Regions from separate parts of the Homo sapiens genome. Here regions 1 and 3 are each linked to region 2. A link is a loop called in an ENCODE intact Hi-C map of the cell type or tissue named here. Cell type or tissue: GM12878. All regions are shown on one strand. Each heading gives the region's core, and the rest is flanking DNA. Links, peaks and the distances in the headings are about the cores only.

Evidence for each region. Hi-C counts contacts between places; a loop is a spot of excess contacts. Peaks named below come from ENCODE experiments on the same cell type or tissue, not always from the same donor. Only the 100,000 strongest peaks of a DNase experiment are listed, where the experiment ranks them.
Region 1: a loop joins it to region 2, with 13 times the contacts of the local background. A loop is called at or near these places in 39 of 110 quality-filtered maps.
Region 3: a loop joins it to region 2, with 4 times the contacts of the local background. A loop is called at or near these places in 43 of 110 quality-filtered maps.

The regions. Positions count from the first base shown.
Region 1 is chr12:55,655,369-55,666,158 of GRCh38, reverse strand. No RefSeq gene overlaps it. Among named protein-coding and RNA genes, the nearest start is that of TMT1B, 21 kb to the left of the region's middle. RefSeq lists enhancers at 9,506-9,635, 4,263-9,666, 9,756-9,835. In GM12878, for the core only: CTCF peaks have their summits at 6,190 (motif pointing left) and 9,599 (motif pointing right); no DNase peak of the experiment used is centred there.
Region 2 is chr12:55,734,036-55,744,825 of GRCh38, reverse strand. It overlaps GDF11 (growth differentiation factor 11), which reads right to left and starts at 1,704. Exons shown (of 3, transcript NM_005811.5): 1 at 1,065-1,704. The coding sequence starts at 1,509. RefSeq lists a silencer at 669-728 and an enhancer at 6,321-6,640. In GM12878, for the core only: CTCF peaks have their summits at 5,848 (motif pointing left) and 7,446 (motif pointing right); DNase peaks (open chromatin) are centred at 5,855 and 6,335; H3K4me3 peaks cover 1,661 bases; H3K27ac peaks cover 963 bases.
Region 3 is chr12:55,822,398-55,833,187 of GRCh38, reverse strand. It overlaps DNAJC14 (DnaJ heat shock protein family (Hsp40) member C14), which reads left to right and starts at 3,601. Exons shown (of 7, transcript NM_032364.6): 1 at 3,601-3,699; 2 at 4,474-5,936; 3 at 9,680-9,786; 4 at 9,999-10,118; 5 at 10,456-10,616; 6 at 10,713-10,790. The coding sequence starts at 4,530. It also overlaps the pseudogene TMEM198B. RefSeq lists enhancers at 2,134-2,333, 2,288-3,025 and a silencer at 3,554-3,663. In GM12878, for the core only: a CTCF peak has its summit at 5,794; a DNase peak (open chromatin) is centred at 3,517; H3K4me3 peaks cover 6,637 bases; H3K27ac peaks cover 4,886 bases.

The sequences.
Region 1 (10,790 bases), core at 1,782-9,781, 79 kb after region 2:
ATTTGTTTATTATGATTATTATTTTTTAACCTTGTTTTTTTGAGACAGGGTCTTGCTCTGTCGCCCAGGCTGAAGTGCGGTGGTACAACTGAGGCAGGAGAATAGGGTCTGGAGGCAGGGAACATAAGGTCAATTCATGCTGACTTCCTAGAACTAAATCAGATGGAAACACTTCAGCTATGTCAGGAAATATCCTCTCCATTTACATAGGGTGTACACTGAGTAAATGACTTTGTAACTTTATCCTCTTCATTTACATAGGGTATACACCAAGTAACCAGTGGAAACCTCTAGAGGGCATTTAAACCCCAGAAAATTCTGTAACGGGGCTCTTGAACCCATATGATCAGGCCTGCTCCCACCCTGTGGGGTGTACTTTCATTTTCAATAAATCTCTGCTTTTGTTGCTTCATTTTTTCCTTGCTTTGTTTGTGCATTTTGTCCAATTCTTTCTTCAAGATGCCAAGAATCTGGACTCTCCCCATTGGTAACACAATCATGGCTCACTGCAGCCTCGACCTTCGGGGCTCAAGTGATCTTCCCACTTCAACCTCCCAAGCAGCTGAGACCATAGGCACATGCCATCATGCCTGGTTAATTTTTTATTTTTATTTTTGTAGGGATGGGGTTTCACCATGTTTCTCAGGCTGGTTTTGAACTCTAGGCTCAAGCAATCCACCTGCCTTGGCCTCCCAAAGTGTTGGGATTACAGGTGTGAGCCACTGTGCCTGGCCACCATAGTTTCTTTATCCATTCGTTTGTTGATGGACATGTACGTTGTTTCCATATCTTGGCTATTGTACATGATGCTGCAGTGAATGTGGGAGTGCAGATATCTTTATGTGGTAGTGATTTCATTTCCTTTGGATATATACCCAGAAGACAGATTGCTAGGTCTTATGGTAGTTCTATTTTTTTTCTTAAAAAGTTTTTTTTCCTGACTACAAAGACCAAGAGGTCTTTCCAGTTCTCTTTTGATCCTGAGACTAACAACTGGAGACTGAGGCCAGAGCAGCTGGCAGCTGTGCTTTTCTGTTTCCTGTCAGAGTGATCCCAAGTTTCCTCCTGGCCCATCCCATGGTCCCTCCACAGGAGCGTGAGAAGATGGGGAAGCACTGTGGGGAGACCACCAAAGATGGCTGGACCGTGGGAGAGAGCACGTCATGAAGCATCGCAGCCTCGTGTTGAGGATCCAAACTTAGAAACAAACCCCTCTGTACAGGGGGATTGTGGTGAGCGAGAATCAAGGCCACGGTGTGTGTTTTCTCACTCTCGAATGCAAGTGGGAGAGAGAAAATGACTCCGGACGCCATTGTAACAGTTCCTGGAAGCTGGACCCTCTCATTGGCATATACACTACTCCTCGCCGCAGGGCACTGTCCCACCGGGATCCAGTTGCAAAGTTTGTCTCGATAGTTGAAGGCCTCGCTTAATTGTACTGGGTTCTCAGGGAGCCCTCTGTGCCTTTTGGCTTTGAGTGCTGTGTTTCCCTTTTACCAGAGGGCAGCACTGTGGAAATTCCTATCTACCCTGTGGCATATTCTGTTGGATTGCATTACCGGCTGAGAAAGGACAAGTTGCCATTCAAGTCCAGGGTGGGCTTCCAGCTGCCTTAATACAAGTACTCAAGTCTTTTGGGTAGTGAGCTGGAAAGCCTACAGGAAGAGGGGTACCTATTTTCATTTGAACCTTTAAACCTTTAAAACTAATCTCAGGGCTGGGTGCGGTGGCTCACGCCTGTAATCCCAGCACTTTGGGAGGCTGAGGCGGGCGGATCATAAGATCAGGAGATCGAGACCATCCTGGCTAACATGGTGAAACCCCGTCTCTACTAAAAATACAAAAAATTAGCCGGGCGTGGTAGCGGGCACTTGTAGTCCCAGGTTACTCAGGAGGCTGATGCTGGAGAATGGTGTGAACCCGGGAGGCAGAGCTTGCAGTGAGCCGAGATCACACTACGGCACTCCAGCCTGGGCGACAGAGCGAGACTCTGTCTCAAAACAAACAAACAAACAAACAAAAAACTAATGTCAGATAAACTTTTGGTGCCCATGCTGCTGTAGTTGTTCACTGCTTTCCTGGATGGACGGGACTCTTATGTTGTAACTTCCATACTCCTTTGGCCCATAGCTAAGGCCATCCTTCCCCACAGGGGTGGCTTTGGGATTGGATGATACAGGTTTTGCTTCTGTGTAGTATACCTGTACATATCTGTTTCAAGCAGCCTTTCTTTAATGTTTTCGGTTGGTTTGTATTCTGTAGCTCAGTAGCTGCTGACAAAGTTAAAGATCCTGAAAAAAATTTTTTTTTTCTGACTACAAAGACCCAGAGGAGATGGTTGTATTTTTTTTTTTTTAAATTAAGAAATAGAGATGGGGTTGCCTAGGCTGGTCTTGAACTCCAGGCCTTAAAGCAATCCTACCACCTCAGCCTCCCAAGAGTCAGGGATCACAGGCATGAGCCACTGCACCCTGCAGATAGCTCTATTTTTAATTCTTTAGGAACCTCCACACAGTTTTCCATAATGCCTCCACCAATCTACATTTGATTGTTGGGTTGTTTCTTCAGGACTCACTCTCTCCCGAGTCCCTGGGGGACTCTTGAGGAAGTGTGGTTAAAACATAATACCAGGAGAAAGTACTTCTAGAATGGTGGAAAAACACTTCTGAAAATCTGCTCTTCTGTAAGAGCAGCAAGAACATTGGCAAAAATTGTCAATATCAAGTTTTTCAGAACTCTAGAAATTAACCAAAGGCTTACAACAACCTTAAGAGTTTTTTCAAGAAAAGTGGCTGGCTCTTGTAAGAACGGTGAGGTTTGTGGTGTTTTAACTTGTCCTGTTTCCACCCCTTCTTCCCAGCTCTATGGTGGCCTTGAAACCAGCAGCCTTGGAACCAGAGTCACTGAAAACCAGAGGTCTAGCAGCCATTGGAGGTGGTAGAGTGGGTTTCAAGATCCCCAAAGACCTGGTTGCCAGAGAATTGTCACTATTCGACATGTCTAGAAGATCCCTGGAAAAGCCTCATTCATAGGGCTTATCTTTATTTGGTCACTGAGGAAAGCCCTTTCCCCAGAGCATTGGTAAAATAATCAGTGGCAATTTAAGAATTGCAGTTGCCTGAGATAGTGATACACACTGGGGCAAAATCAGGCTGGCCAAAATCTTACAGAGAAAATCTGGGGATGTTCATAGGGGGCTTGGAAAGCTCTTACTTATTCCTGGGGGTCTAGAAGGCAACACACATGTGCAAGGCTGTGCACCTCTCACTTCTGGCTCACCTTAAAGCCCTGTGCAAGCAGCAAGTGAAGCCTAGGTCAGAGTAATTGGAGTATTGAAGGCATCACACACACACATGCACACGCACGCACACTCACATGCACACACACACTCCTCAACAAAGGGTGGGAGATTCAATGGTCAAAGGCATTTAAGGAAATCTCTGTTTCGGCATTAGCTGACTGCTAAGCTAACCAAGCAGACACACCTGACAAAGAATACACAATTTACAGACTTAGTCCAGGAAAGTCACTAAACAAATACACATACGAGAGCAGCAATAGCAGTAGCAGCAGCCACAACAAACAGCAACAACAAAAAGTCCTGAGGGAGTAGGAATCTGATTTCTGAAGCTGCCACAGTGTATTACTTAAAATATTGTGGTTTCTGTGAAAGATGCCAGTGGCAACAGCTTTGCCACCCAGCTCTCCAACATTTTTGTTATTGGCAAAGGCAACAAATCATAGATTTCTCTTCCCCAAGGAAAATGTATCCACCTCACCATTGTCAAAGAGAGGGACAAGAGACTGATTGATGGTCAAACAGAGCAGTGGGTAAAATGGTCTCTAGATGACATGTTGGAAAGGTCTTTGCATTTAGTCAAAGATAATACAGTATGATTAAAAAATAAAATGTTGGCCAGGCGCGGTGGCTCACACCTGTAATCCCAGCACTTTGGGAGGCTGAGGCAGGCGGATCACCTGAGGTCAGGAGTTTGAGACCAGCCTGGCCAACGTGGTGAAATCCAGTCTCTACTAAAAATAGAAAAAAATCAGCCGAGTATGGTGGCATGTGCCTGTAATCCCAGCTACTCAGGAGGCTGAGGAAAGAGAATCACTGGAACCCAGGAGGCAGAGGTTACAGTGAGCCAAGATCGTGCCACTGCACTCCAGCCTGGGAGACAGAGTGGGACTCTGTCTCAAAAAAAAAAAAAAATAAAAAAATAAAAAAATAAAAAAGAAAGCAATCAATAGGCTTGTTTCTCTGAGAAAGCTCAGACGTTGGACTTACTAGACAGATAATATTTCCTTATAATCCTCTTTATTCTGTAAGATCAGTAGTGATGTCCCCTCTTTCATTCCTGATTTAAGTAATTTGACTCTTTCTCTTTTTTTTCTTTGTCAGTCTAGTTAAGAGTTTGTCAACTTTGCTAATGTTTTCAAAGAACTAACTTTTCATTTTGTTGATTTTTCTCTATTGTTTTTCTATTTTTGATTTCCTTTCTTTCTTTCTTTCTTTCTTTCTTTCTTTCTTCTTTTCTTTCTTTCTTTCTTTCTTTCTTTCTTTCTTTCTTTCTTTCTTTCTTTCTTTCTTTCTTTCTTTCTTTCTTTCTTTCTTTTTCTTTTCTTTTTTTGACACAGCCTCACTCCATCACCCAGGCTGGAGTGCAGTGGTGCAATCTTGGCTTACTGCAACCTCCACCTCCTATATTCAAGCGATCCTCTCACCTCAGCCCCCCAAGTAGCCGGGACTACAGGTGTGCACCACCACGCCCTGCTAGTTTTTGTATTTTTATAGAGATGGGGTTTTGCCATGTTGGCCAGGCTGGTCTTGAACTCCTGGCCTCAAGTGATCCACCCACTTCCGCCTCCCAAAGTGCTGGGATTATAGGCATGAGCCACCATACCCAGCCAAGAGGTTGGAGTGAGCCAAGATCGGGCCACTGCACTGCAGACTGGGGACAGAGTGAGACTCTGTCTCAAAAAAAACCAAAAAACAAAACCCACGAAAAAACCTTTTGTGCTTCTAAGGATACCGTCAACAAAGTAAAAAGATAATCCATGGAATCAGAGAACATATTTGCAAATTATATCTAGTAAGAGCCTTGTATCCAGAATACATAAAGCAGTCATATAACTCAACAACAAAGAGTTGAATAACCCAATCAAAAAATGAAAGAAGGATTTGAACGGACACCTCTCCGAAGAAGATATACAAATGGCCAATAAGGACATGAAAGATGCTCAACATTGTTAGCCGTTGGGAAATGGAAATCAAAACCACAAGGAGATACAAATTCATTCCCACTAGGATGGCTGAAATAAAGACAATAACAAGTGTTGATGAAGATCTGGAGAAATTGAAACCCTCATTCATTGCTGGTGAGAATATAAAGTGATGCAGCCATTTTGGAAAACTGTTTAGCAGTTCCTCAAAGTATTAAACCTAGAGTTACCATCTGACCCAACAATTCAGTTCCTAGGTATACACGCAAGAAAGCTGAAAACATGTGTCTGCACAAAAACTTGTACATGAGCATTCATAGTAGAATTATGCATAATGGTCCCAAAGTTTACACAACACAAATGTCTATATAATGAAGAATGGATAAATAAAATAATATAGCCATACAATGGAATATTATTTGTCAATAAATGGATTGAAGTATTAAAACATGCTACAGCATTGATGAACCTTGAAAACATCAAGCTGAGTGAAAAAGTCAGTCACAAAAGATCACACATTGCATGATTCTATTTGTACAAAATGTCCAGAATAAGCAAATCCATACAGAGACCATATGGTAGTGATTGCTGGGGGTTGGGAGGAAGGAAGAATGAGGAGTGATTCCTAAGGGGTACAGAGTTACTTTTTGGATTGATCAAGTGTTCTAAAATCAGTGATGATGGTTGCATAATCCTGTGTCTACAGTAAAAACCACTAAATTGTATATGTTAAATGAGTGGATTTTATAGTATATAAATTGTACCTCAATAAACCTGTAACAAAATAGAAACAAAACTAGATGTTCCTTCTTTGCCTTTCTATGTTAAAAGGAAAATAGAAACAATGATTTCTACTCTTGGATCATTGGTTCTCAACTGGGGGCAATTTTGTCCCTCAGGGGACATTTGGCCATATCTGGGGACATTGTGGTATCACAATTGGAGGGAAGGGTGCTACTGGCATCTAGTGGGCAGAGGCCAGGAATGCTGCTAAACATCCTACAATGCACAGAACAGCCCCCACAACAAAGAATTATCTGGCCTTAATGTCACTAGTACCAAGGTTGAACAGTCCTGCCTTACAACAAACTCATCGGGAAAGAGCAGGGTCATGGTGCATCCTCTCTCTCCCACAACCACAGAGGTCCCTCAGTGCCAGGGCCTCCCCTGTGTCGAGGGCGGCTCTTAGAATCCATCCTGGGAAACTCACCGTCAGGGCAACGGTAAGGCTGTGAACCACCGTCATCTCTCTAGGAGTGTCCTTGGGAGTAACTTTTGTCTGGTCTCAGTTCCAAGAATAGTTGTGCTTCCCTGCGTCATCTGTCTGTTTTATCTCATGGACACCGTGAACTTCAGAACGGACCAGACTTTCCTTTTTGGGTTGGCTGCTGAACAGTTTTGAGTCAGACTTGTGGCTCACCCTTAGGAAGGGTACAGGTCTTGTATTTCACATTTTTAAGGTTCATTCCTGGTGCGATTTTAGATCCCTATTTCCATCTTTCTTTTTTAAAGTCTCTTTTTTCTTTGTATTTATTTGTTCCTAGTTTTAATACCTGCCATCTCATGGTGTTTTACATGTCTTGGTAAGCTATTTATGCTGTGCAACAGGACTCTGAAAAAATAAATATAAGCAGCGAGTCTCTCCTTAGCTGTGAGACGGGAGTGGCGGGAAGAGTTGTGGGTGGTATGACAGAGGCATAGTGAGGTCTGTGGGCAAGGACCAGTGACCTCCCCATAGGGTGTACTTCCCACTCCAGGAGACTGGGCAGGTGCTGAGGAGTCAGGGTATGAGGAGGTAGGGGGTTCCTAGAGGAGATCAGCTGTTCTTGGATTGCTGTGCAGGACACTGCAGGCTTTTAGTGGTGGAAAAAGCTGGGCTTTCAGAGGATAAGTAACAGATGTGGGAACAGACCTGGTAGGAGAGGGGGCTCTCAGGTGGGCAGGACTGGGTGGTATATTAGGGAGTGTCCTGGACTGGGAGCTGGGGATTAGGCTTCTAGGTTTCAAGTCTGAGTTCTGCTCTTGTTGGCCAAGTGACTTTGGCCTGGTGACTAAGGAGTCACCTGGCTCCTTAATTTACTATCACTAAACCAGAGTATTAATGAATACCTGCTAGGTTTATCTCTGGGGTTGATGTGAGTGCCAAATGAGATGATGCAATGAAATTGCACAAGTGCTCTATTCATTGCTAGGCTGCAAATCTTTTCTTTTTTTAAATGTTGAGGGACAAAAATAATTGTGGAATTATTATGGCTGTGATTACAGTTGTGCTTCATGGAGATGGTCCTATTTGGAGCAGGTAATGACTGTGGCAGAGGCACTGGGTGCTGTGGAGCTGGGGAGCAGGCCTCAAGGAAACAGAGAGACTTGACTGATCCCAGGGAATTAATTAAAACTTACCCAGCATCTGTGGGGAGAAAGTACATGTTAATCATTACGTTGCATTCGGATGTACACAGTTTATTGCTTAGACTTTCAGAGTGAAAAGGATCTCAGGGGTTTACAGAGCCCAGTCCCCTGTCTCAAGTACTCTCTCAGGAGCTCTTAGCACAGGTAAGATCTTTGCTCACACATTTTCTGCAAGAAAAAAAACCAAAACCAAACAAATAACCGCTCCCTGACCCCGGAATTTGGCCCAGGAGAGTCAAGAAGTTGCAGGGTTCAGGGTAAATGGCTTCCCTAGACTTACGTGGGAATACACCACCCAGTGCTGCCCACCTTCGGGCCCCCTCTCCTAGCAGCTCTGTTCCCTCATATGTTTTCATGATCTCTAGGGAAGAGACCACTGCAATTCTAATTTCTTGGGTCTAATTGCAATGTCTTCAGCTACAACTTGAGGCCAGTTTCACCTTCTAACTTTGTGGGTTGGCCAACAGCCACTGATCCCCTTTCTTGTTGTTTTTTCTTTGTAGACCTCTGTGGTCATGGTCTCCTTTCTCTTATGTTCATGTTATTCTTCAGTTCATTTTCCCTCACCTTGACTTCCTTCATTCCTTCCTTCTCCATTTGGAGGATGTCCCATCTGGAGTGAGAGTGGACTGTCTTGTGCACGGGTATACATTTGCACAGGACCTGTGGCCTCTGTCCTGTGCTGCCTCACACCTTGCCCTTAGGTACTGTGGCTTGAGCTCATTGGCACTTAGGGAGCCCCTGCCATGGGAGCATCAGGGAAATTCTGCCCCTATCTCTGGCCATGCTTGACACTCTCCTGCCAGGGCCACTTCTTGCACCATCTTTGTCCCCTATCTCAATGTGCCTGTTCCTCCCCCAGGATCCCTGTAGAGACACTGAGTTCTGCTGCTGAGGCAGGAGCATGGAAGAGGCTTCTGTCTTGGGGAAGGCAGGCTTGTGGCTTAAACTCTTCCTATTCGTACAATGTCTGATCCCATGGTGGCCTATTTGACCCTCTGAGCTTTGCACTCTGGACTTCAGTGAAGTAAGTCTCTGGGATCTTGCACCCATGGAAGCACCCTCAGTCTCTCAGGGGCCCAGTTGTGGTACCTTACATCACCAATGGCCCCTTCCTTCCCCTAAACTTTGATCCCTGTCTCTGACTTCATGGCTCTGCTGTGGAACAGGTGCTGATTGGAAAAGCTACCTTTACTGGTGGGGATTACTCTGGGCTTTCCCGGCTACTCTTTCTGTGGGTAGGATTGTCCTGCGCATGCACACACACACACACACACTCACACGGACCTTGACACATTCAACACAAGGCACACATCCACACATAGACTTGCAGTAGATGGGCTGGTGGAACAGTCCTAGAGACAGCATTACACCAGCATCCTGGAGTCATGGGATCAAGCCCCAGCTCTGACCCTTAGTGACTGTGGATAAACCATATTCTTCTCTGCCTTTGTTTCCTCTTCTGCCACATGATGGAATAAGAGCAGGTGTCTCCAAGGCATCTTCTTTCTGTGACCCAGATGCAGACACGTTACAGAGACAGGTGGGGTGGGCATTGTGTTTGGAGGCTGGGTTTATAGTGTCTAGTTCCACTGGCTTAGGGGGCAGATAGACTAAGTTTGGGTCTGGCTCTGTTGCTGTAGGGCTGTGTGACCTCGAACAAGGAACTTCATTTCTCTCACCCCAGTTTCCTCATCAGCAGAGTGGGATTATTTAAACTTTGTATCAGGTGGTGATTTATGTAACAGTGCCGTGTCCCATACATGATATATATTATTACTGGTCTTAGCTCAGTCATTAATTCACTAATTGATCTTGGGTAAACTAAATGAGTTCTTCTCGACTTCATCGTCCTCCTGTGCAGAATGAAGGGTTTGGACCAGTAGAAGATGTTCAAGACCGCCTTTACCGTCTCCCAGGCAGCTCAGGGACGGGGGACGCCTTGTTGAACATGGCTGTTCAGAGATTTACCACACGGGGGCGATATGACCCCATTTGAACCGGCTCCAGAACAGCAGATTTTTGGGAAAAGCAAACAAAACTTCAATTTTTGGTCCATTTTTCAGACTCTACTCCTTCTTATTTTTATTTTTGACTCACCTTAACCAGAAATTTCAGAAATTTTGAACATCAGAAAGCTGGAAACAATGTAAGTACTTAGCACTCTGTGTTCTGCTTGTAGCCTTTCTACCACGCATGCATTTAAAAAATGTGCACTAACGGCCGGGCGCGGCGGCTCACGCCTGTAATCCCAGCACTTTGGCAGGCCAAGGCGGGCGGATCACGAGGTCAGGAGTCTGAGACCATCCTGGCCAACATGGTGAAACCCTGTCCCTACTAAAATAACAAAAATTAGCTGGGCGTGGTGACGCGCACCTGTAGTCCCAGCTACTCAGGAGGCTGAGGCAGGAGAATAGGAGAATTGCTTGAATCCGGGAGGCGGAGGCTGCAGTGAGTGGAGATCACGCCACTGCACTCCAGCCTGGAGACAGAGTGAGATTTTGTCTCAAAAAAAAAAAAAAAAAAAAAGGGCATTGACAATTGGGAAATATTCACTATTGATCAAGTTCCTTTTTTTTTTTTTGAGGCAGTGTCTGGCTCTGTCGCATGGGCTGGAGTGCAGTGGCGCGATCTCAGCTCACTGCAACGTCCACCTCCTGGGTTCAAGCGATTCTCTCATCTCAGCCTCCCGAGTAGCTGGGACCATAGGTGCCGCCACTCGACCCAGCTAATTTTTGTATTTTTTTGTAGAGACGGCGGCGGGTGGGGGGCGGGGTTCCCTATGTTGCTCAGCTGTTTTTTTTTTTTTTTTTTTTTTTTTTTTCCGAGACGGAGTCTCGCTCTGTCGCCCAGGCTGGAGTGCAGTGGCGCGATCTCGGCTCACTGCAAGCTTCACCTCCCAGGTTCACACCATTCTCCTGCCTCAGCCTCCCGAGGAGCTAGGACTACAGGAGCCCGCCACCACGCCCGGCGAATTTTTTTTTTCGTATATTTAGTAGAGACGGGGTTTCACCGTGTTAGCCAGGATGGTCTCAATCTCCTGACCTCGTGATCCGCCTGCCTTAGCCTCCCAAAGCGCTGGGATTACAGGCGTGAGCCACCGCGCCCGGCGCTCAGGCTGGTTTTGAACTCCTGGGCTCAAGCCGTCCTCCCACCTA
Region 2 (10,790 bases), core at 1,556-9,555:
CTTCTGTTCACAGCCATAAAACCAAACTCTGTGTGTGTTGCAGGGGGCTGTGGGAAGGGGGGAACCTTGCCAAACCACTAGGGAATAAGAGAGGCCTGGTTCCCTGTAGTTGGGGAGGGGGGGAGACCTCAGTGGGGGAGGAGAAGGAGTCACCTGACCCTAAGGAGAGCTGGAAAAGGGGGGGTGTAGTATTCGCCTGGATTTTCCAGGCCATAAAATTTCAAAGCAGCTCATGTCTATTATATGTTCATCTTCCGTTTGGTCAGGGGCTCGGATGCCTGGGTTCCTGCTCCCCCATCTACTACTTTCTCTTTTTTCCTAGGTCTTCGTCTCTCTCAAGTCCACCTGCGGTAGGGGTGGGCGAATAAGGGATGGAACACTAAGGTTTGAGTAGCCAATGAGTGTCCTTAGCCCCCAGCGCAATGGAGTTGAGCTCTCCGAGCTCGGTCAGTATCAAGAAGGCACAGCTTTTCCGACCCCTTGGGATACCCGGTCTGAGACAGGGGTCAGGATGGAAAGGGTGCCAGCTGGGCTGCCAGGAGGTGTACAGGGCTCTGGGACCCTATTCTTGGGAGAAAGCACACAGTTCTCTGCAACCCGTTGGGCACGTTGCGAACGGAGCACGGAGTGGGGAGTTACCGCCAGGGCCACTGGGAAGCAGAGAGCACTGCAGTCCAGCTGGGGCTGCGGGGGTCCTGCAGCCTCCCGATTCTGTTCTCCAGCCTCCCCACCACGGCTTTTCAGGACAGAGTCACTGCCCAGCCCCAGCTTCCCCGGACTCCAACAAGGATCTTTTTAGCATACTGGGGGTGGAAGGCACTATCTCGAAACCCGCCCCATTTCCCCCGCCCCAACCTCCGGGAACTAGGCGTGCATACAACTTTGCAGCCCATCTCCACCGCTCGGAAAACTTCTATGAAGTAGCCCCCGCTCCCTAATTCGTCAAGTTTTCGCAGAAAAAGCTTCCGGGCCGGGGCAGCAGGGAGCGCCCCGCTTGGAGCAGAAGGCGCCCTTCGCGGGGCCAGAGCCAGCACCCCACTGCTCGCGCCCCGCAGCCCACTTACTCTCCTGGGCCATGCTAATGACGGTCTCGGTGGTGGCGTGGTACTCGTCCTCCTCCAGGAAGTCCTCGGGCTGCAGCGCGTCGCCCTGGAAGTCGTGTAGGTCCAGGATCTGCTGCAGCGGCGGCGCCTTGGGCAGCAGCTGCTTCACCACCTCGCGGCTGATGTTGGGCGCCTCCTTGAGCCGCAGTTTGCTCAAGATCTGCGACTTGATGCTCTCTAGGCGCAGCTCGCGGCTGTGCTGCCGCCAAACGCACACGGGGCAGCCGTCCGGCTCGGGCGCCACGGACGGGGCTGGCCGGCTGGAGCGCTCCCCCCCGACCCCCGCCGCTGCCGCCGCCGCCGCCGCCGCCGCCGCCGCCGCGGGGCCCTCGGCCGCCTCCCCCCGGGGCCGCAGCTCCAGGGCGAGGAGCAGGAAGCCCAGCAGCAGCGGGGCCGCGAGCACCATGCTGGAGGGGAGGGGAGGGAGGACTGGGGGGCGGGGACGCCGGAGTCCCGCGGGGAGGGGGCGGAGGGAGGAGGGAGGGAGGAGGAGGGGGTCCGGGCGGCGCGGGATTGGGGGCTGCCCGGCCGAGGGGGGACCCGGGGGGCCGGGGGCGGCGGGCGCGCGGGCGGGGCGGGCGGGCGGCCGGGGCGGGCGGCTGGGGGGGCCCGAGCCCGGGCCAGGCCCTTTATAGCCCCGGCCCCCGTGTCGTCAGCGGCCGCGATTGGCTGCGGAGCCAACAAAAGAGGCAGCGCTGTCATCCGAGGCGAGAGAGGGAGCCGGAGAGAGCCGAGGAATAGAGAGAGGGAGGGAATGAGGGAGCAAGGGCCAGAGAGAGATGAAGAGACAGAGATATGAGGGGGCGGGGGGGCGGATATAGAGGGAAAGTCAGAGCCAGAGAGACCAAGGAGAATCAGAGAGATAAGGGGGAAGAGACAGAGATAGGAAAAGGAGGAGGAGAGAGGGAGAGACAAAGGAGGAAAAGAAGAGTCAGGGGGAAGACGCAGAGGTGAGAGACTTAGCTAGAGAGGGAAATTGTGTGTCTGTGGGAGACACAGAACCAAGAAGGAGGAAGACTGGGACAACTAGTGGGAGAGTTAGAGTGGAGACAAAAATGGGGAGAAGAGGGGTACCACTAGATAGGGGGAGACAGAGGTCTACAGAGCCAGACCAGAAGAGATCGGGGGTCATGGAGATGGGAACAGCGGCAGAGGAACAGAGGACAGAAGAGTGCCCTGGGAAAGGGGTGGGGGGGGGGGTGGGGGGGAGAGAAATCAGGATGGGGGAGGAGAGAGAGGGGCACAGACAGGGAGACAACAAGGGAGCCCCTGAGGAGGCAGGTGCAGGGGATTGGGGGTGGGGGAGAGGAAAGGCAGAAACTCCTGAGAGAAGGAGCCACAAGAGTCAGCCTTGGTGGGAGCACAGAGAGCCCAGGGGACAGAGGTGGAGAACTTGAGACCAGAGGAGCTCTAGCCACCAGAGGTAGCCCAAAGAAGATGCTCAAGGAAGCCATGGAAGGAAGCACCAGGCTAGGCTCATCAGAGGGATTAAGGGGACTAGGAGAGGAAGAGGTCAGGGACAACCTAAGAAGGTGGAGAGGTGATGGGAAGAACTGAAACAGAGGGAAGACATAGAGCTGGGAAGACTGTGAGCTTGAAACTGGGGCTTAACAGGGCTAATGTAGTCAGCCGGCTGGAAAAGGCAGGAGCTAGAGGCCACTGGGGGAAGGGTGAGAGGAGATGGCTGGAGGCTGTTATACTTGGGGAGAAATCTAGATCTCTGGATTTCTAGCTATATCTTTGGATCTGCAGGGTCTTAGAAGTCTGAGAAGGGGCTGGAGGTTGCAAGGGTGAGCATGGGAAAGAAGTCTGCGCTCAGATGCACGAGATGAAATACAGATGTGGGACCAGCCCTAGTCTTCAGGTGTGATCCTGGGCAGTCAGAGAGCAGAGTAAAACAGTACTAAGGTGAAAAAATGTTTTGAATGTGCTTAACTTCTGACTTCAGGTTTTCCAGGCTTATTTCTGGATCTGAAAGCCCTGGAGCAATAGTCAAATGGAAAATGTTTGTGCCAGGCCAGGCGCGGTGGCTCACGCCTGTAATCCCAGCACTTTGGGAGGCCGAGGTGGGCGGATCACGAGGTCAGGAGATCGAGACCATCCTGGCTAACACGGTGAAACCCTGTCTCTACTAAAAATACAAAAAATTAGCCGGGCGTGGTGGCGGGTGCCTGTAGTCCTAGCTGCTGGGGAGGCTGAGGCAGGAGAATGGCGTGAACCTGGGAGGCGGAGCTTGCAGTGAGCCGAGATCGCGCCATTGCACCCCAGCCTGGGCGACAGAGTGAGACTCCGTCTCAAAAAAAAAAAAAAAAGAAAAGAAAAGAAAATGTTTGAAGGAATCAGGTCTTGCTAATTTCCTGGCATTCACAATGTTTATTTAATAAATGGATGAACTTTATTATTGGGCTTCTCAGAATAGAGGGGCATTGGTTTCCTCTCTGGAATTAAAGCCCAATAACATATCTTAAAGTTGGCTTGGCATAGGCATCAGGAGCACCAGACATAAGGATAGAGTTGGGTTGAGGAACTGGAGTAAAATAAGGGAAGAAACTGGGGATCCAGGTATGAGGGGAGGAGGTTGGGTAGGGGTTAGGAGGACCAAGCTGGGGAGCTTTGAAGAGACAATCCATTTCCATGGGTAACAGAAACTGAAAACAAAACAGACTGGAACAAAAACTTAGCTTGTTCCCTCCCTTGCTTTCAACCAAGACATGGGCATTTCAGCATTTCATCAAGTTTCTTAATCTATAATATGGGGCCACAATTCCTACCCTTAACTGGTTGTGGGGATTACATATAAGCAATCAATAGTGGCCTTCATGGGCTTCTTCTCCTTCATGATTCTTCCTTTCCTTTCTGATTTTCCAGAGCAGCGATTGCCTTTAGCACATATTCTGGCATATCCTATTTTCTAAAATGTTTCTCTGTCATTTCTTCAGCAAAATTGGAAAGGCTGTGAGAGCAAAGTTGGTGTCACCTCCTTCTTCTCCCTTAGAGAAGGTAGTACAGGCTTCACTTCCTCACCAAACATGTATCTAGTGGCAGGTACAAAGATAAATGAGATGCAAAAGTAAGTAAGACTCAGCTCCTTTCCTCAGAGAACATATAAACTAGAAAAGACACTAGGTAGGCCGGGCGCGGTGGCTCACGCCTGTAATCCCAATACTTCGGGAGGCCACGGTGGGTGGATCACCTGAGGTCAGGAGTTCGAGACCAGCCTGGCCAACATGGTGAAACCCCGTCTCTACTGAAAATACAAAAATTAGCTGGGCATGGTGATATGCGCCTGTAGTCCCATCTACTCAGGAGGTTGAGATGGGAGAATCACTTGAACCTGGAAGGCGGAGGTTGCAGTGAGCCAAGATCATGCCACTGCACTCCAGCCTGGGCGACAGAGCAAGACTCTGTCAAACAAAAAAAAAAAAAAAAAAAAAAGAAGGAAGGAAGAAAGAAAAGAAAAGAAGAAAAGAAAAAGAAAAGAAAAGAAAAGAAAAGAAAAGAAAAGAAGACATTAAGTAAACAGGACCAGCCAGAACTCTAGGCCAGATGCCTCCTGCATATCTCAATCTGGATGTTTCATGGCACTTCAAATATCACAGGTTAGAGAACCCCTTCTTTCTCCCTAAAATGTGTCCCATCCTGCAGCTTTTCATTTTAGTGAATGACAATCATCCAGGCTAGAAATCTGAATGTCTTGTTTCACCCTTGTCCTCTTGACCATTTCTGAATCTTTGCACAGGTTGTTTCTTCTTCCTAGAACAATTCCCCCTACTACTTCCACTCTCTTCCACCCACCAATCTCTTGGCCAAGTTTACTCTTTCTTCAGGTCTCAGCATAGATCCCATCCAAGAATCCCTTCCTGACTTCGGGTCTAGAGTAGTTGCTTCTCCCAGATATATCTGCACCATTCTGTGAGGTATGGAGATAATCGCCTAGCTTCTAGACTAGAAGTAGGCTGGCTGGGTTCAAGTCCCAGCTCTCTCCCTTTTCTGGTTGTGTAAACTTGGACAAGTTATTAAACCTCTTTATACCTCAGATTCCTCACCTGTAAGATGGGAATAATTATATATATATATAGAGAGAGAGAGAGACGGAGTCTTGCTTTGTCGCCCAGGTTGAAGTACAGTGGCGAGATCTCGGCTCACTGCAACCTCCACTTCCCAGGTTCAAGCGATTCTCCTATCCTCAGCCGCCCGAATAGCTGGGATTACAGGCACGCGCCACCAAGCCTGGCTAATTTTTGTATTTTTAGTAGAGACAGGGTTTCACCATGTTGGCCAGGCTGGTCTTGAACTCCTGACCTCAAGTGATCCACCCGCCTTGCCTCCCGAATTGCTGGGATTACAGGCGTGAGCCACTGTACCTGGCCAAGGATAACAATATTGTACCTATTTCATAAGGTTATGAAGATTAAATGTCTGAAAAACTGTTCTAAATGCATTAGTTATTACTGTTACCCCAACTTACAACGCTCACCTTGGGAGACCAGAGAGAGCAGGAACTTTTTCACCAAAGTATTCCTTAACAGCTTTGAATAAAGAATGAATGAGGCCTGCTAAGTGAACTTGATAAGAGTTGGGTGGGGGAAAGAAGACAGTGTATTTGTATATATGAGGGGTTATTGGTATCTGCCAAATACAGGGAATTGGAGTCAGGAACATTTGAGACAGAAAGGTTTTCTATCTCCTGATAGCCTCCTCAGTTTCCAAGACTAAACTTAATCCAATAAGTGGACAAGACTGCCATCTGATGGTAGAATCTGGAATATCAGCTCCTCGGAGGTGGAACTGAAAGCACGGCTTAAGGGTTTTATTTTTGCATACGTTGTACATTTTCATTTTAGAATTTTAGTTCGAAAAGTTCCATATCATAATGCATTAAGCCTTGTCCTTTCCCCAGCGCCTCCCAGATCTTGCCTATTTCCTTGAGTTCCCTCAGGTTTGGTCCTGTTGGGATCCCCTGAGTTTCAGGAATTAACCCCTGGGAGGTTTCTTTTAGGAGCTTCAGAACTCCAGCTGCCCCAGACTCCCTAAAAATGGGGCACTGGTGGCTTTACGGAAAATAAGTTCGGGGGGATCTGGACATTAGATCTTTCCTTATCCTAGTACATGCTTAGGTTTGGGGCCCCGCCCACTGTCCTAGTCTCCCTGGCAACTGTCTTCCTGCCAAGGGTGCCCCTCTCCCAGAGTTACCCAGGCAACCTTCAGGCCCGCCTTCTTCAAGGTCCTGACTGGTTCATAGCAAATGTGGGTCGCAGCCTAAGGGAGGCATTTAGGCTTAAAATGTATGAGCTGCCGGGAGAGAAGGAGGCTGTGTTCCGGGGGAGGGTATGAGGTTTCAAGACCTGCTAGAGAGAGAGGTGCTTGGGTAGATGGTCTGCTATATCCTCAGGAAGAGCTGCAGCTCCCTGGAGCCTGTCACCGGGGTCTGAGGCCAGAGTTGCCTGGACCATGATCAGAAGTGCTGCTGCCAGAACAGGGGAACCATTGTAAGGGAACCCTGTAAGGGGGGACTCCCGCCACCCTGCACCTTCACCACAATGGCCACCTCCACACCCAAACTGCCTTGTCTATCAGAGCTAGGCTCAGTGGGGAGTAGCTATTTTTCTCCCCTCCCTAGGGAGGATCCCTAATCCTATCTCTTCTTCCTTTTTTCTCCTAAAGTTTCTATTTTGAGGGTCAGTGGACTCATTCTTTGGCACTGCAGGGCTTTCTAAGGAGGGGAGGGGCTACATCTCGTTGAGATGTAGCAGAGGGGAGAGGCTTACTCCCCGGCTCTCCTGCTCTCCCTGCATGTGCCTCTGGGGGAGTGGGGAGGCTATTCTGGGCTAGGGGGTGGTGTGTTAGTAGAGTGGACCCCTTCCAGTCCTCTGCCCACAAATCCTGCAGCTCCAGAGAGGATGTCACTGTAATTACTGTCCTCTCCCACACCACCTTCTAAATCCTATAATTATCTTGCCGGGATCACTTGGCAGTCTTGTTAACCTCTTTAGCCCCAAGGCCCTCTAAGAGAAGTTGGGAGTTGGGAGAAGGGGGCCAAAGAGTTTGCGTTTGGGGTGGGGGGCAGTGTGGCAGGATACAACTGGGGGACTCTAAGAATCATTTGGGGTTATGTCTTCCTTTGCCTCTGGCCTCCCTCCTGCTTATCCCCAATCTGTCCCCTCTCTCCTCATGGCAGGCCAGCTCTACAACTCCACTGGGTGCAAGCTGCTGCTTATCTTCATTCTTGGCCTCCCTGGGGTCCCCACCTCTTCCCTGAGTTCTCACCTACTGCTCCCTCTCTGGGCCCATGGTGGGTCCTCATTACAGGCCCTGTTTCTGGCAGTGGCCAATGCTGCCAGCAGGAGGCACCACTATTCCAGCTGCTGCTCCAGGAAAAGAACGGGTCTAAGTGCAATGTCAGCTTCTCCAAGGACCTTAAAATGCTGGCAGATGGGCTGATCCAGGAGGCGACAAAGCAGTACCTGGGCTGCCAGGTGAGGGAGCTGTTGGGAAGCAGGGGGGAACTGCAGGAGTGTTCAGAGGGAATTCTCTCTCCAGAGGGAATGAAGGAGAAAGCAGAGGGTAGTGAAGGTCAAAGTTGTCAGATGAGGGGCATGTGTGTGTGTGTGAACGGTGAGGGTGTCAGGACGACCAGCGGGTCTGGCTGGGATCTGGGAATGGGAGCCTGAAATTGGTGAGGGCAGGAGAAACTGGTCTGGGCTCTACCGAGGGGTGCCAGCACTCCTCACCCCTAGTTCCCTGGGCTGCAAGACCACATCCATGGGGAACAACCCAACAAATTTGAGAACAGCCTGGGTGAGTCTGCCACAGGCCCTTCTTCTTTGGCAGGTATCTCAGGTCCTCTGCTGCCCCACTGCATCCCCCAGCCTGTGCTAGGCAGCTTCCAGAACCCAGGGGTTCTCTTTGTCATAGCCCTCTCACCACACTGTATTTTTTGTCTGTGCCTATAAGGTTGTAAGCACCCTGAAGGCAGGGACATGTCTTACTTATCTCCATGTTTAGGCTCCCCATACATGGATTAATACATGAATGAATTTTTCCTGAGCCCCTGCCTAGGCCTCTTGGCCTTTTAGTCCCAAGGAACAGAAACCTGAGATAACCACCCAGTCCCAGCATCACCTCTTTGTCATTTCTCCTATGTTTATCTCTGTTCCATCCTAGGAAAAACTTTAGTTGTGAGGCTCTGTGACTCTCAGGTAGATACCTCTGTGCTCCTGTGCCTGGTTCTGGGCCAGAACCACACAGCAGCTAAGATCCTGGCCAAGGGAGTGCATAAACAAGACATGAACCTGGACGAGGCTCTCAAGCAGGATGGGCTGGAGCTGTTCATCCTGCCCACTCACCAGCTGGGCATTTGGATGGACCTCGTTGTTAATGATGGCACTGGCTGGGAAGAGACTGGGACAGGAGTGACAATGAGGGGCCAGAGGTCAGGAACTAGGGGCCCAAGAAATGGGGAAAGGAATTGAGGCGGGCCCTGAGGACAGATCCTGGTGGGGGTGGGGCTGGAGTGTGGGGTTGCCAGAGGAGCTAGACCTTGGGGCTTGAATTGGGGGGTCTAGGCCAAGGCCAAGGCCAAGGTGAGTGTGAGGGGCAGAAGGAGGCTGGATTGTCCCTCCCACCCCTACCTTGGCTATGTCAGTTGGGGTGGGGTATCCAGATATTTCTCAAAGCAAAATCATTTTAATTCCCATGAGTCTGAAAACAGGGTATGATAAAGCCTCATCATTCTTTTTTGTTTGTTTTTTGAGGTCTTTGGAGAAGGACCTCAAAACGCTGGCAGATGGGCTGATCCAGGAGTGTTGCTCTGTTGCCCAGGCTGGAGTGCAGTGGCATGATCTCGGCTCACTGCAGGCTCCGTCTCCCGGTTTCAAGCAATGTTCCTGCCTCAGCCTCCCGAGTAGCTAGGACTGCAGGCACATGCCACCATGCCCAGCTAATTTTTTTGTATTTTTAGTAGAGACAGGGTTTCGCCATGTTGGCCAGGCTGGTCTTGAACTCCTGACGTCAGGTGATCCACCCGCCTCGGCCTCCCAAAGTGTTGGGATTACAGGTGTGAGCCACTGCGTCCGACCGTTTTTGTTTTTATAGAGATGGGGTTTTACCGTCTTGCCCAGGCTGATCTCGAACTCCTGGGCTCCTACCTCAGCCTCTCAAAGTGTTGGGATTACAGGTGTGAGCCACCACATCCAGCCAAGCCTTACCGTTCCTTTTTTTTGTTTTGTTTTGTTTTGTTTTTTTGGGACGGAGTTTCCCTCTTGTTGCTCAGGCTGGAGTGCAATGGCACCATCTTGGCTCACGGCAACCTCCGTCTCCCGGGTTCCAGTGATTCTCCTGCTTCAGCCTCCCCAGTAGCTGGGATTACAGGCATGTGCCACCACACCCAGCTAATTTGTATTTTTAGTAGAGACGGGGGCCTGTCCATGTTGGTCAGGCTGGTCTTGAACTCCTGACCTCAGGTGATCCGCCCGCCTCAGCCTCCCAAAGTGCTGGTATTACAGGTGTGAGCCACTGTGCCCAGCCACCATTTTTCTGTTATTTTTTTATTTTTTTGAGATGGAGTCTTGCTCTGTCACCCAGGCTGGAGTGCAGTGCTGTGATCTCACTGCAACCTCTGCCTCCCAGGTTCAAGCAATTCTCCTGCCTCAGCCTCCCGAGTAGCTGGGACTACAGGTGCATGCCACCACGCCCGGCTAATTTTTTGTATTTTAGTAGAGATGGAATTTCACTGTGTTGTCCAGGCTGGTCTCAAACTCCTGAGCTCAGGCTATCCATCCACCTCAGCCTCCCAAAGTGCTAGGTCACAGGCATGAGCCACTGCACTCGGCCTGGCCACCATTCTTAAAGTAATAAAACCAATTCCCTTAGTTTATTCTGTGATCCTCACAACTGCCCTGTGAGGTGGGGAAGGGAGTTGTTTCCCTCCTACTCAACTGGGAGAAAGCTGAGGCTCAGGGAGAGAGGTCACCCCATTCATGAGCAGCAGAACCAGGTCTCACACCAGGGCTTCTGGCCTCAGAGAGCTTCTTGCTGGCGGCAGGTGTGACAGCACTGGAGTGGTACATCAAGACCCTGGCAGGGTGTGGTGGTTCACGCCTGTAATCCCAGCACTTTGGGAGGCCAAGGCAGGTGGATCACTTGAGGTCAGGAGTTCAAGACCAGCCTGACCAACATGGTGAAACCCCGTCTCTACTAAAAATACAAAAAGTTAGCCAGCGTGGTGGTGGGCACCTATAATCCCAGCTATTCAGGAGGCTGAGGCAGGAGAATCGCTTGAACCTGGGAGGCAAAGGTTGCAGTGAGCTGAGATCGCGCCATTGCACTCCAACCTGGGCAACAAGAGCGAAACTCTGTCGGAAAAAAATAAAAAAGAATTAAAAAAATTAGCTAGGTGTGGTGGCGGGCTACAGCCTGTAATCCCGGCTACTCGGGAGGCTGAGGCAGGAGAATCACTTGAAACTGGTAGGCGGAGGTTTTGGGGAGCTGAGTGCCACTACACTTCAGCCTGGGTGACAGAGTGAGACTTCATCTCAAAAAAAAAAAAAAAAAGACCCAGATTCTTACGTGCAGGTTGATCTGTTGACCCTGAGTGAGTGGCTTTACCTCTCTGAGCCCCACTTTCCTGGAAGTGAGATAAAAAAGGGACTTTGGCAATATGTTCTTCTGGATACCATGGTAATGTAG
Region 3 (10,790 bases), core at 1,910-9,909, 88 kb before region 2:
CGGCACCCAAGGTCAGGCCTAGCAGGAGACCCGTCAATAAGAGCCCAACACAGTGAACCAACATGGTGACCACGCCGCAGAGGAGTCATGATGACCACGGCGATGCCCACTCTCATTTCCAGGCTCAGCTGTGTCTCCAGCACCCGCACCTTGTGGCACAGTAGGAAGCTCACCAGCGCTCCTGACAGCTGACCGGAGAGAAACGTCACTGTCTTGAAGCAGCAGTAGCCTGGGAAGTGAGGCAGGAGGAATTGAGAGGCAGGAAGGGGGCTCTACAGGGATGACTCTGATGAATTCCAAGGGAGAGGAATGGCTCACTAGAGGAGCAGAAGACAGGAGCAGCACGTCAAGGGACCTCAAGGCCAGGGGCAGAAAGGGGTCGCTTAGGGTCGGGGGGGGGCACTGTTTCAGGAACTGTGAGGGAATGGGAGGGAAAATCAAGAGGTAAGATGGATACATTGAGGGGAGTAAGGATAGAAAGAAGGTCTAGTCCTTTTAGGGATAGCAGATAGGAAAAAATCAGCACAAGCTGATTCAGGTTTTTGGAGAAGAGTGAAGAAGTCTGAAATATAGTGAATAATTTAGGAATGGGGTTTTCAGGTAGGAGTTAAGAGAAGAGCAAATGATAGATGCCAGAGGTGAAAGCTGGAAGGCATGGGCATGGAGGATGGACAAGAAGCTGGCAAGAGCAACATGGGCCTAGGAATACAGCCAGAGCAACATGGGCCACACTAGAGGTAGGAACCCCTGGCAGAGGAGGTGAGATGGCCCAGGAGCAAGGAGGAAAGCTGGCATCATCCTTGAGGATGACAGTCTTGGGCAATGGCCCCCCAGGTCCTTGGCCCTGCCCTCACTGAAGCAGCAGTAGATGATTCCAAAGCAGCAGCAAAGGGCACACACCAGGGCAAGTGCCAGTTCAGGATTGTCCTGGGGTTCCAAAACACATCTTGGGTCTGGAGGCTCTGGGAGTTGTTGATTAAAGGGCCTGGGGTCAGATGTCACAGCCAGGGGCAGCAAGACTTCCTCCATGGCCAAAGAGAAAGTGGTCACAGAGCGGGAGGTGTCAGCTCCTCTCACCCATCCATGAATGTCTTTAGGGGATTGGGAAACCTGCAGCGGGGCACGGGGCAGAAACTCAGGTGCCCATAAATCTTGAGGACTCTGTACCTCTATTTCTTTTAAATAATGGTGCCCATTTCAGGAGCCAGTATGACCCTGTTGAGGTAACTGAAGAAATCTACAGGATTGGATTGAGAGGAGCAGGATCTGTCTTTACCACTCTCTGAAACAAGTACACTTAAGTAAAATGTAAAATGAAATCTTATAAAGTAATGAAAATCTTATAAAGTAATGAGCCTTTGCCTCCCCCCACCACCCTGCAGCTCTTCAGGGTGAGGGTGGAAAGAACAGGAAGCCCTGGGTGTGTGGAGGGAGGGGTGCTGGGACATTATTGCCCCATCTGCGACTGGGACTTAATACTACCCCACTGGATTGGGAAGGGTGAGGTTAATAGAGAGGGGAGAGGGAGGGAGAACAGGAGAGTATGAGTCATGGTGGGGGTCTCTGGACAGCTGCTCCAGGCCCAGGGCAGAAAGAGGGAAAAAACCAGACACCAAGAGTTTGGGAGGAGGAATTAAGTAGAGACAGTCACCCACAGTTTGTCAGGGTTTTAAAGCCTCAGCTTCATGCTGAGATGGAGTTGTTGGAGGAAGAGGCATCCAGCCACAGTCCTAATCCCACAGCCCCTCATGGAATAAGCAGGGACTTTGCCCACAGACATCTCACATCCTGGTAGCCACTCGCACCTCCCCTTAGGATATTGGTGGGACTTTTCCTACCTCACCCTTCCCCCAGCGGTATCAGGGCTGCCAATGGGATTTGAATTCAAATCCTGAAAGGAGAACACCAAGGAGGAGCTGGCATTTCGGGCACTGTGGGAATGAAGTGGCAAAAATGCAGGCACATTACTTTCTTCAGCTGTCCTTTGGATATCAAGGTCCTTACAGGCTGGAGGGTTGACTCTCGGAGCTCCTCTCCTCAATCTGCTTGGAAGTCTGGGGACCCTGGACAAGCGGGGGTTGGGGAGGGGATGTTAACTACTCACCATCCTGCCAGGATTGAGGAGAGGAGGGGGTGGAAGTGCTTCCCTAGACCTCCAGATGCATCCCTGCTCGGAGGTCCTAGACGCCGGGGGTGCGGCTGTCGGTCAAGAGCACCCCCAGGGTCACTCTGTTGCTGCCTAAACTCTTTCAAGTCGCAGCCCAGGCTCTGTGAGCTAAATGCAACTAGCTTGCAGGGTGGAGAAAGGGGACAGGGCGTGTGTGTTGGGGTGTGTGTTTGTGTTTGTGTGTGTGCGCGCGCGCGTGCGCGCGGTGGGGGGAGGAGGGGTGACATCACAAGGCAGGCCCCTCCAATTCTTTCCCGTGTGTGTGGGGGGACCCAGGTTGCCTACTGCTCTAGTCCAGGACCAGAGACCCCCAACTATATAGCAGGTAAGAGTCTTGAGGGTCACCCCAAGAGTTTTGGAGAAGGGTCTCCGAATACTTAGGAGATGACAACCGGAAGCTCTCAAAGCCCCAATAGGGGTCCCAGCGCCCCCCTAGCTTCAGCTTGGTTTCTTCCACTTTCCAGAGAATTGGAGTATTGTCTCCTGGAGAACCGGGTGGTCGGGATCGTGGACCAGGGAAGGGGCTTTTGCTGGTCGGGGAGCGCCAACTGGGGGTTCATGGGTGGAAAAACTTTCGGATCAAGACGGGGTATAAGGCTAGAGGCGTGTGCAGAGGAGGGGACCGACGGAACGGGGACCCAACTGGGTCTACGTGGGGGCGGGGGCGCTTGTGGACGTCCACCAAATAGCTTGGTATGCAGATGAGATGTCAAGCAGCAGGTAGATGAGTTCAGTGTTCTTTGGCTCACGGGCAAAGTTCTGAGCCGAGCCAAGTTACGCTCCCAGTTCCTAGGCACCGCTCGGTGATCGGGCCTGGGGAGCTGCGACCCGAGGGGCGGATCCAGGTATAAGGGGCAGCTCGCCAGCTGGGTCAAGCGCGGGGGAGGCCGTGGGTTGCTGTGAAAGGAGGGGCAGTGCTGCGGGGCGAGGGAGGGGGCCAGCCGGGGCACCCTCTCCTCTGCTCCACCTCCGCACCGCAGGATACAAAGGGGCCTGTGTCCTCGCAGCTGCCGGCACGGAAGGGATCAGGGCAGTGACTCTTCTGAGCTCCCTGGTTTTGTCTGCAAGGGAAAAAGACTATATGTGGCTCGGTGGCTGCCCTCCATCTCCCAGGAATACAAAGCCTAGGAATACACCCAGAGCAATCCTGAGAGTCTGCCCTTAGTCTGCAGGCATTGGTGCAGAGTCCACCTGCCTTGCTTCCTGCGGTGCAACCTGCGGGAATCCCATTCCCACACGCGGAGGGAGGGGCCTTTAAATGGCGGGGCCAGTACTTCCTTAGGACCGCCTCCTTGGAGTCGACGCAGCCCTAGCTGGATTGGCTTGCCTCTCAGCCAACCGCTATTTCTTTTCCTTCCCGTCTCTTCCCTGGTGACCCCGGAAGTGGAAGTAGGCCCAGGTCGCCGGCGGCCGCGGGGACGGAAGGCGGAAGCAGAGCGTGAGCGGGAGGCGGAGCCGGGAGAGCGGCTCTCGTAGCTCACCCTGGCCCCAGGCCGGGCGGCTCGAGGGGGAGGAGTTACCGCCGTTCTTCGGTACGTCCGTCTTTTTTTTTTTTTTCGTTTTTTTTTGTTTTTTTGAGATGGAGTCTCGCTCTGTCACCCAGACTGGAGTACAGTGGCACGATCTCGGTTCACTGCAACCTCCACCTCCCGGGTTCAAGCGATTCTTCTGCCTCAGCCTCCCGAGTAGCTGGGACTACAGGTGCGCGCCACCACGCCTGGCGAATTTCTGTATTTTTAGTAGAGACGGAGTTTCACCATGTTGGCCAGGCTGGTCTCGAACTCCTGACCTCGTGATCCGCCGGCCTCGGCCTCCCAAAGTGCTGGGATTACAGGCGTGAGCCACGGTGCCCGGCCACCTTCGTCCCTTCTACACAGCCGGTGGGTTCCCTGTTAGTCTTTCTTAGGGGCAGCCCTAAGCTCCGCCCCCAGATTTTCCTCCAGGGCCGCATGGCCCCCACCCATTACTGGAAGTCTGTGGCCCCCTTTCCGGCGGTCTTTCCCATTTTCCTAAGAGTGACCCACCCTCCCCCGACCACACCCTTTACGGTACCTCCCTGTTTCCCTGATTGAAGGTTATAGTTTTCTGGGGAAAGAAGAAAAACTTAAGTGATTTGGAGGAGAGGGGAGGGAGCAAGCAGGGTTGTGGTGAGTCTAGTTTTGGCTTATTGCTAGGAATAGCGAATGCCCCAAAAGAACTTGGGAAAACAAGGGAGGTGGATGAATTAAATGTGTCCACTATTTGAGATTGTTTAATTCCTCTCTTGGTCTCATCCTTGACTGTCTCCACCTTGATATCTGTTACAGGCATCAGAACACACCATGATGGCTGTGACCTAAGACCCTCAGGAAGCCCCGGGGTCATGGCCCAGAAGCACCCCGGAGAAAGAGGGTTGTATGGAGCCCACCACAGTGGTGGTGCCTCCCTCAGGACTTTAGGACCCTCCGTGGACCCTGAAATACCTTCATTCTCAGGACTCAGGGACTCAGCAGGGACTGCTCCTAATGGTACCCGCTGCCTCACAGAGCACTCTGGTCCTAAGCACACACAGCACCCAAACCCAGCCCATTGGTTGGACCCAAGCCATGGCCCCCCAGGGGGTCCAGGACCACCTAGAGATGCAGAGGACCCTGATCAGAGTGAGACGTCTTCAGAAGAAGAATCAGGAGTGGACCAGGAACTCTCAAAAGAAAACGAGACTGGGAACCAGAAGGATGGGAACTCTTTTCTTTCCATTCCATCTGCTTGCAACTGCCAGGGAACACCTGGAATTCCAGAAGGGCCTTACTCTGAGGGAGGAAATGGTTCTTCTAGCAACTTTTGCCACCACTGTACCTCTCCAGCTTTGGGGGAAGATGAGTTGGAAGAGGAATATGATGATGAAGAATCTCTCAAGTTCCCCAGTGATTTTTCACGTGTGTCCAGCGGAAAGAAACCCCCATCCCGGAGACAGCGGCACCGCTTTCCAACGAAGGAGGATACTCGGGAGGGTGGACGTAGGGATCCCAGGTCCCCTGGTCGACATCGGCTGGGTCGGAAACGAAGTCAGGCAGATAAGCGCAAAGGCCTGGGATTGTGGGGAGCCGAGGAACTATGTCAACTTGGACAGGCAGGCTTTTGGTGGCTGATTGAACTGCTGGTATTGGTGGGAGAGTACGTAGAAACTTGTGGCCATCTCATCTATGCCTGCAGGCAACTGAAAAGCAGTGATTTGGACCTTTTTCGAGTTTGGATGGGAGTGTGGACAGGGCGGTTAGGGGGCTGGGCCCAGGTCATGTTTCAGTTTCTAAGCCAGGGGTTTTACTGTGGAGTAGGACTGTTTACTCGTTTTCTTAAGCTGCTGGGTGCTTTGCTGCTCCTGGCTCTGGCCCTCTTTTTGGGCTTTCTACAGTTGGGATGGCGGTTTCTGGTGGGACTAGGTGACCGGTTAGGCTGGAGGGATAAGGCTACCTGGCTCTTCTCTTGGCTGGATTCTCCAGCCTTGCAGCGTTGCTTGACTCTGCTGAGAGATAGCAGGCCATGGCAGCGGCTGGTAAGAATAGTTCAGTGGGGCTGGCTGGAGTTGCCTTGGGTCAAGCAGAATATTAATAGGCAGGGGAATGCACCTGTAGCTAGTGGGCGCTACTGCCAGCCTGAAGAGGAAGTGGCTCGACTCTTGACCATGGCTGGGGTTCCTGAGGATGAGCTAAACCCTTTCCATGTACTGGGGGTTGAGGCCACAGCATCAGATGTTGAACTGAAGAAGGCCTATAGACAGCTGGCAGTGATGGTGAGTACCCTTCTGTTTCCTGTTTCTCTCTTTTGTTCCCATATTTTTTTTTTTTTTTTTTGAGATGTAGTCTCGCTCTGTCACCCAGGCTGGAGTGCAGTGGCACAATCTCAGCTCACTACAACCTCCGCCTCCTGGGTTCAAGCGATTCTCCTGCCTCAGCCTCCTGAGTAGCTGGGATTACAGGTGCGCGCCACCATGCCCGGCTAATTTTTTTTGTATTTTTAGTAGAGATGGGGTTTCACCATGTTGGTCATGCTGGTCTCGAACTCCTGACTTCATGATTCACCCACCTCAGCCTCCCAAAGTGCTGTGATTACAGGTGTGAGCCACTGGTCCCAGCCTGTTCCTATATTTTCTATTCCAGTTTTAGGGAGAGTGGAATAAAGGGAAGGCAGAGTAGAAAGTTAACGGGTAGGTGAAGGTTAACGTTCTTCTTTTTTTTTTTTTCTTGAGACGGAGTCACGCTCTATCGCCCAGGCTGGAGTGCAGTGGCGTGATCTTGGCTCACGCAAACTCCGCCTCCCGGGTTCACGCCATTCTCCTGCCTCAGCCTCCCGAGTAGCTGGGACTACAGGCGCCTGCCACTGTGCCTGGCTAATTTTTGTATTTTTAGTAGAAACGGGGTTTCACCGTGTTAGCCAGGATGGTCTCGATCTCCTGACCTCATGATCCGCTCGCCTCAGTCTCCCAAAGTGCTGGGATTACAGGCAGGAGCCACTGTGCCCAGCTGGTTAACATAGTCTTAGGAAAGAGTCATAAAGACTTTTTGGGCCAGGTGCAGTGGCTCACACCTGTGATCCCAGCACTTTGGGAGGCCAGGCTTGGTGGCACATGCCTGTAGTCCCAGCTACTCGGGAGGCTGAGGTGGGAGGATCAGTTGAGCCCAGGAGGTCGAGGCTGCAACAAGCTGCGATCATGAACCTACAGTCTGGGCAACCAAGCCACACCATCTCAAAAAAAAAAAAAAAAAAAAAAAAGATATTTTCCCCTCCACTATGGGATCTGATCTTCCCTCCATTTTGTTTGTCACGAGATATATTCTTTGAACCTGGTATATTGGGCAGTGTAGAACTCACTCACCTGGAAAATCTAGGTGAAGTCCCTCTAACTGGAGTGGGAAAAAGACCTATTCAGAGAGCACCTCAGTTGCTCTTACCTGAACAAATGAGGGTTTTCTTTTTTTTTTAAACATGGGGTAACCCAACTATTTCTCCCAGAGAAGCAAATATGGACCTAGTATGGGAGGGTCAGGGAGTGCATGTAAGGATTTTAGCACCAGGTAGGAGAAAACAGGCTGTTTCAAGATCAGCAACTCAGAATAGGAGAGGGCAAGAAAATGGAGGTGTATGCATATGTATGTCATACATGAAAATATGGTTGCTTTTATTGATAAGAGGGTGTGCAGGGCCAGGCGCGGTGGCTTACGCCTGTAATCCCAGCACTTTGGGAGGGTGAGGTGGGCAGATCACAAGGTCAGGAGATCGAGACCATCCTGGCTAACATGGTGAAACCCTGTCTCTACTAAAAATACAAAAAAATTAGCCGGGTGTGGTGGCGGGCGCCTGTAGTCCCAGCTACTCGGGAGGCTGAGGCAGGAGAATGGTGTAAACCTGGGAGGCAGAGCTTGCAGTGAGCCGAGATCGCGCCACTGTACTCCAGCCTGGGCGACAGAACAAGACACCGTCTCAAAAAAAAAAAAAAAAAAAGAGGGTGTGCAGATGGGAGTTGTCATGCACCTTATGCTTGAGGGAAATGGTTTAATACAAGCATGCAATCAAATTGCATTAGAAGTAGATATTAGGTTGATATTAGATAACAGATTGTTACTGCTATTTCTGTACAAATAAAACTATTATGAATATAAGTAAGGTGTGTAAATTGGAGGCCTACTTACACTGGAGTGTATGGAGCTGGACTGGTAAAACATCACAGTGTGCAAATTACCTCAATGGCTGCATGACACCAAAGAGGAATGGGCAACTAAAGTTTCCATTAATGATTAAAGGTACAGTAAACCACCACACCTGTAACTTACCAAAGGACTGAATTAATTTGGTGGGAAATGTATGCCCCTTAGTAGGTAGCTTGGTATATTCTTTTTTTTTTTTTTTTTTTTTTGAGACAGGGTCTCACTCCAGTTCCCCAGGCTGGAGTACAGTGGCAGGATCTCAGCTCACTGCAGCCTTGATCCCCCAGGCTTAGGTGGCTTCCACCTCAGCTTCCTGAGTAGCTGGAACTACAGGCGTGCATCACCACACCTGGCTAATTTTTTGTATTTTTAGTAGAAATGGGGTTTTGTTATGTTGGCTAGCCTGATCTCGAACTCCTGGACTCAAGCAATTTGCCTGCCTCGGCCTCCCAGAGTGCTGGGATTACAGGCGTGAGCCACTGCGCTTGGCTTCTGCTGTATTCTTAGAGTGGGTAACAATTGTTTACTCTCATTGTTACTAATTCTACTAGTAGTAGAGCTCTTTTCTCACTTTCTTTTAGTAGACATCCTGTTTTGGAGAATATTATTCTTAACAAAAATTCTCATTTTTCAATTTCTCTTGAAGTAGAGATGTAGTTAAGTTCCCCTAACCTCAAAACATCTATCCCTATACCCCAAAGATCTCTCTCTGTCCTGGACCAGAGTGTCTCTGGGCTTTTATTGAACCTCTCACTGCCTTACTAAGCCCTAGTGTGAACATGACTAAAAGGCTGTTCAATTAGCTTGGGAATGTGGGAAATTTGACAGCATTTTAGTTATTTGGCATCAGTCAGGAGACTAGCTTTATCTCTGCATTTTTGGGGAATGGGGATGGGTACAATCAGGAAGCTGTAGGAAGAGAGGATATTACTTGTCTTGGAGAGAAGGCTGAAAAGTACATAAAGTCTCTGAGACCATGATATGCTATTTCATTTCTGGGACTGAAAGGCATATCACTGTAGGAAGTTTTGGATATGAGAATTTTCTAGTTAAAAAAGAGTTTCAAGATGTAACATCTTTGGAACTCTTATTTTATGACTGATACATGTGTGTGCCAGAGACCAACTGTCCCTGTTCATCTGGGATTGAGGAGTTTCTAGAGGCATGGGACTTTTTAGTGCTAAAACTGGGACAGTCTCAGGCAAACTGGAATGATGAATCCACCGTAGTACCTGATTCTTTGCTACATACTTCATATATATTCTTATTTAATCCTCCCAACAATCCATGATAGATATTCAGGCTGACATGATAGATAATCCCAACAATCCATGATAGATATTCATGATGGCACACGCCTGTAATCCCAGCACTTTGGGAGGCTGAGGTAGGCAGATCTCTTGAGGTCAGGAGTTCGAGACCAGACTGGCCAACTAGATGAAACCCCGTCTCCACTAAAAATACAAAATTAGCTGAGTGTGGTGGTGCATGCCTGTAATCCCACCTACTAGAGAGGCTGAGGCAGGAGAATTGCTAGAACCTGGGAGGTGGAGGTTACAGTGAGCTGAGATCGTGCCACTGCACTCTAGCCTGGGTGACAGAGCGAGACTTCATCTCAAAAAAAAAAAAAAAAAAAAAGATATTCAAGGTAATGTAGCTAATTATAACAGAGCCATGAATTGAACCAGATCTGCAGAGTCAGAGCAGTTAATCATTAAGCTACACTGACTCTTCAAAAGGGTGATGAAAGAGAACCCTTTGATATGAGAATAAATTCAAGGTGAGGAGAGGGTTGGAATGGATTTGTAATGAAATCTCTCTGTCTTGGTAGGTTCATCCTGACAAAAATCATCATCCCCGGGCTGAGGAGGCCTTCAAGGTTTTGCGAGCAGCTTGGGACATTGTCAGCAATGCTGAAAAGCGAAAGGAGTATGAGATGTAAGTTGGAGATGGGAAATCATCAGATAATGGTAAATGAAAAATCCTCAATAGCAGAGGCATCTGGACTTGGGGGTGGAGGCTTGTTGAGATGGAGAGAACTGAAGTCACTTGTCTTTCTCGCTAGACAGGGGCCTCAAGAGGCCAACTGATATGTCTTCCTTTGTCCCTCCCTCAATACCTTCTGACTTACAAAGCATTTCTTCTATTAGGAAACGAATGGCAGAGAATGAGCTGAGCCGGTCAGTAAATGAGTTTCTGTCCAAGCTGCAAGATGACCTCAAGGAGGCAATGAATACTATGATGTGTAGCCGATGCCAAGGAAAGCATAGGTATGAAATAGAAGGAGAGGGATGGGACAATCACAGCTCAGGGATTATGTAACCAAGGATCTTTCTAGTGAGTACTGGTAATTATGAGTTACATCTGTATCTCATAATTAGTAAAAAGACCCTTAAGTTTCTACCTTTGTCATATTGTCAATAGACTGACGATTTTAATTAGCACTAAGAAACATTAGCTTTAGGATAGAACGTTGAAGGGATATGAAATACTAAGTGGGGTAATTTTAGATGTTTCAGCCCTATTTGTGAATAATGGTAAGACTACTAGCAGTGCCCTAGGTAGGCTTGACAAATTATTAAGGAACTATCCTTTTGTTGGTTGCAGGAGGTTTGAAATGGACCGGGAACCTAAGAGTGCCAGATACTGTGCTGAGTGTAATAGGCTGCATCCTGCTGAGGAAGGAGACTTTTGGGCAGAGTCAAGCATGTTGGGCCTCAAGATCACCTACTTTGCACTGATGGATGGAAAGGTGTATGACATCACAGGTACTCTCTGTCCTCTAGAAATACAGGCTCATACTTCCTGATCTTTTATGTGCTCTAAACTGCGACGTTTTGGCTAATTATTTCTCATGTTTATAGAGTGGGCTGGATGCCAGCGTGTAGGTATCTCCCCAGATACCCACAGAGTCCCCTATCACATCTCATTTGGTTCTCGGA